2 separate regions of the Homo sapiens genome follow, and region 2 is linked to region 1. A link is an interaction called in ENCODE POLR2A ChIA-PET data of the cell type or tissue named here. Cell type or tissue: Panc1. All regions are shown on one strand.

The links. Peaks named below come from ENCODE experiments on the same cell type or tissue, not always from the same donor. Only the 100,000 strongest peaks of a DNase experiment are listed, where the experiment ranks them.
Region 2: POLR2A ChIA-PET joins it to region 1 with 12 read pairs; 2 of 35 experiments call an interaction of 5 or more read pairs at or near these places.

What each region holds. Positions count from the first base shown.
Region 1 is chr1:218,325,887-218,328,386 of GRCh38, reverse strand. The region is part of intron 4 of RRP15 (ribosomal RNA processing 15 homolog); the gene reads right to left. Among named protein-coding and RNA genes, the nearest start is that of TGFB2, 18 kb to the left of the region's middle. In Panc1, no CTCF peak of the experiment used is centred here; no DNase peak of the experiment used is centred here.
Region 2 is chr1:218,530,002-218,532,501 of GRCh38, reverse strand. No RefSeq gene overlaps it. Among named protein-coding and RNA genes, the nearest start is that of LINC02869, 21 kb to the right of the region's middle. In Panc1, no CTCF peak of the experiment used is centred here; no DNase peak of the experiment used is centred here; H3K27ac peaks cover 1,682 bases.

The DNA.
Region 1 (2,500 bases):
CCAGCCCACAAAACTTTAAACGTGTATTTCAGAAAGAAAGGAACAATAGTAGACCAAAGGAAGGAATTCACTAATTAAAATGGTGACACCAACTATATTGCATGCTTGTCTTGAAAGATGATTGCTGTAAACATGTATTTTAGGCAAGAAGAGCAACAACAGACTAAGTACAACGTTTTACTCAATTGTCCAACGTAAAGAATAACAGGAAGAGCTTTACAGGGGGATTTTGGTGATGTTTTTGTTTCTTGGTTTCAAGGATCAATATAGTCTGTATCAGTGATTCTTAAAGTGTGATCTTTACACCAGCAGCATTATCTGCATAACTTGAAAATATGTTATTAGCAATTCAAAATCTCGAGGCCTGTTAAATCAGAAACTCCAGGCATGGGGCCTAGCAATCTGTTTTTATAAGCCAGTCAGTGATTCCGGTGCATGTTAAAGATAATTATTTATTTGCTTTACATAAACAAACATTTTTTCTTAGTGATGGTTTTTGTTCACTGCTATAAGACCAAGTACACTTTATGGCTGAGAGGGAAAGATTTTAGAAAATCTAATATTCGATTTTGTAAATCTAATGTAAAATTCAGCACTGTATGCCTTAAGTATGGACATCATTCAAGCTAATCATTACAGTAGCATTTTTACACTGTGAAGCAACAATTTGGAAAAAAAAGACACAATAGAAAATTTATAAAAACAAGTGTTGTTAACACATTTTAAAAACAGGTATGTTAGATGGCATCTGTCAAGATGGCAGCTCAAGAAAACCTTGTTTAAGGCCAGGCGTGGTGGCTCACACCTGTAATCCCAGGAGTTTGGGAGGCTGAGGCGGGCAGATCACTTGAGGTCAGGAGTTTCAGACCAGCCTGGCCAACATGGTGAAACCCCGCTTCTATTAAAAATACAAAAAATAGCCTACGCATGATAGCACAGGCTTATAATCCCAGCTACTGGGGAAGCTAAGGAGGGAGAATCACTTAGGAGGAGGAGGTTGCAGTGAGCCGAGATCACACCACTGCACTCCAGCCTGAGCGACGGAGTAAGACTCTGTCTCAAAAAAATAAAGAAAACCTTGTTTTAAAGGCAGCAGAATGACTCTTTAAATTCTAATCCCTACATTTGCTAAAGACACACGTAGAAAGAAAAAAGGCAGAGGGCCCATGCTAAAGTGGCAGTTTGAACATAAACAACTAGTCTTGCTCAACTGCTATATTCAATAAAACTACAGAAAAGTGATTTGTTGTTTTAAAGACATAACTCAGAAGGTCAAGATCAGAAAAGACAATATCAACACAATTTTGAAGGTGAAGGAGATGGACCAGAAGACACCAGGAAAGTTAAATCCTAAGACTGCAACTATCACACTGACAAAACCAACCCTATTTACACTGCAGAATCTGCAAAAGAAACAGAAACTGGCAGTATGTATCAGGGACTTCTGGAAGTTAAGGGTTGAAGTGGAAGAACCAAAATAAAAAGCACTGGGGTGAAAGGTATGCTTTGAGAAACATTTAGTGCTCTACTTCCCCATCCCATTCCACAATAACCTGGCATAATACCTGGAGGTTTAAATTCTGAAGAGGTAATGGGCTTGCACAGATGAAAGCATAGGTATAGAACCAAAAATGGGATTAAGTTACACACACACACAGCAACCAGATATTGAATCCCAGCTCTCTTCTCACACTGGGCTCCCAAAATGCTGGTACGCAGACCTTTTTCTTCTAAGTAGGAGACTGGAAGAGTTACTTTATTGAAAACCTGACAAGTTGCTAATAAATTCACCCAGAGAACCCTACAGTGAAATTTAAGGTGGATGACACCCATATATTCATAGCTTCCAGTTGAATTTTTTGGTCTATTTGTTCTAATCATGAACACACAACTAAGGATTATCAGAAAGAAGAGAACAATGCAAACACAAAATTTAAAAAACGACTTGTAGGAACAAAAATCTCAAGAGAAAAAAATTTAGGGAAAAATATCATCAACATCCTCAAAGAGTTAAAATATATTGCATCCATAAAATCAGAACAGTTGTTATTTGATTTCACCTTGTTTATTTATTATTTTTGAGATGAAGTTTCACTCTTGTTGCCTAGGCTGGAGTGCAATGGTGCATTCTTGGCTCACTGCAACCTCCACCTCTTGGGTTCAACCGATTATCCTGCCTCAGCCTCCCGAGTAGCTGGGATTACAGGCACCTGCCACCACGCCCAGCTAATTTTTTGTATTTTTAGTAAAGATGGGGTTTCACCATGTTGGCCAAACTGGTCTCAAACTACTGACTTCACGTGATCCACCCACCTTGGCCTCCCAAAGTGCTAAGATTACAGGCCTGAACCACCACACTCGGCCAACAGTTGCTATTTTAAAAGAAACATTAGGAGAATAACAAAGAGCTTAAAATTAAAAATATGGTGGAAGAAACAAAACAAAAAACCACATTATAAAAGTCAGAAGATAACGCTGAGGAAATTGCCCAGAAAATAGA
Region 2 (2,500 bases), 200 kb before region 1:
GTCCCTGGCCCAGGTTTAAATGCCCTTAAAGCGAAACGAGATACTGATTTATAGATGATTAAGAAGCCCAATATCTAGCACATGCCTGAATTTTACTGGGTGTTTCATTAGTATTTGATAAAAGAATACATCATTAAACTAATGAAATTTCATCTTTTCGTCAACCCACAGTCAAACTGGCATGCCTTGGCCCATTGGAGGGAACAGTGCAATCCTGCTGGCAAAGAATGAAACACACTCAGTCCTAGGCCCTGTCCTGTTGTACCTTTCACAGAATGATTTGAATAGAAGCAAAGGGAATGTGTTTGTTGCATTTAAAGATGATACAAAGCCAAAAGGTATGGGAGGAGCTAGTAGAGTGTGTGCCAGAAAAATGATTCACCATCGTCCGCAACGATGACGTAAAATGATTACACAAAACCGAGAAGGGGCTTCATTTAAATGACCACTGGCTCCACTTTTGTGTGAATCCTTCCAAGATTTTTTTGTTCATATTTATCTCTCTCTCTCCCCTTATATAAATATATTTATATAGAAAGACAAATATGCACTTTTATTTTTTAGAGGATAGACATCACATGCAATTGTAAAACTTACTTTTTTTCTGACTAATGACACGTTATTAAATATTCTTCTGTAATGTCACCTTTCAATACCACAGTAGGCATTCTGTAATTTATTTAACCATTGTATGATTGGTTTCAATTTTGTTATTTTGGACATTGGTGCCATGAACTCTTATAACTGAATGTTTGCGCATAACCATTAATTCCTTAAGATAATTTTTGAAATATGATTGCTGACATGTAATATGATGCTAACTTGCTTTCCAAAAAAGCCATATAGATTTACTCTCCCACAGCGGTATGTGAGGGTCCTTGTTTTCCTGCTCCTTTGCCAAAATTCTTGGTTTCATCTTCTGTTAATCTTTACTCATGTGTAGGTTATAAGTGATATCTGATTGTTTTAACTTACTCTTTTTATTGCTACTGAGATGGAATTATTTTTAAAATTTTATCAGCTATTTGTATTTCTCCTGACAAAATGAAATTTAACAAACACAAATATGAAGTTCTACATTTGTTTTCCAAAAACAATCATATAATTGTAAAATGGGGAAACTTGGCTTGACTGAAGTGTACATGAAAAGGAAAATTAACGGAAAAAAAAGCAAAGGGAATGTGATAACTGTTTTTAAATGTTTGAACAGTTACCATATAGAAAAGAAATCATGTTTAGTTTAGATTTTTCCAAGAGGAAAAAGTAAGGCAAGCAGATGGAAAGTTATAGTTTGGCAGATTTTAGCTCATCTTAAGAAAGAACTTTTTAACTGTCTCGGCTAGCCAAAGATGGAGTGGGTTGCCTCATGTAGTGAGATCCCCACCGCTGGAAGAGATCAAGAGTATAACTGGTCTACTGTGTGGAAGTTGTAGAAGGAAGGGCTTTCTGAATTGGGTTAAATGGATGACTTTGAATGTCACTGGAAACTCCAGATTCTCTGCTTCTATGAATATGAGCTTACTGTAATTCTTTTAAAAATGCATTATTATTCACTTATTTGCTGTCAATTCCTATGTAAATGGGAATAAAAATACCTTTAAAAGTACTTATATCACCTAATCAAAAGATTATGAAAGTTTGTGTTTTTTCGGTTGTTTTGTTTTTTTTTTTTTTCATTCTTGTCTGAGCACAAAAACTGAAACTCACTTATTACACTTTCAAATCTAGTCAACTTAGAGTATGTTTATATTATACTATAAACAAGACTACTATGGTATTGCACTTTAAAGTTAATCATTTTATAGAGCATAAACAGTTTAATAACAGACTAACTGAAATGAAAGAATTGCCTAGTTAGCAGGCCTGCTAGAATTTGGGAGCTTTTCATTGATAATTAGTTTAAGTAACATATGCTCTTAAAAGTAATAAACTTGTGTTAAATGAATCTATAGATTTTCACTGTATTAGATGTGTCCCCAACAGAGTTCAAAATGTCTAGTTATGGAGCGTTGGCTTTATTTGAAAAATACAGGTGATTCGATCAAAATCATGAAACATTTGCATCTTTTCTTTAGCTATGTTCCCTCTCCTTTCCACTCTTGATTCACTTAGTAAAGTAACACCTATATTTCTTTCACTGTTTCCAAGTTCTAAAGAAAGAGGACTGTACTGAACACCTCTCATGCCAACCCAGAAGAGTATAGTCATTCCACAGGGCAGCCCACTTTGCTGCATTAAGCTGTAGAAATCAGTCTTCATGTTTGGTTTTATGAGAGAGGGCATCACATTGCAGAGCCCAGGGATTCAGAGTCAATTAGTCAGATCTAAAGCTTTAATTCATCATAATACAGTAAGAAGCTAGACATGCAGTGGTATGCATTAGCGCCTCTTTCCAATACTATGCCATGGGTTTAAAAAAAAAAAACAACCCAGCTTGTTAAGTGATACCAGCCTACGTTGTGTCATATGATCTTGCTGATACTGCAGATAAAATATAGCT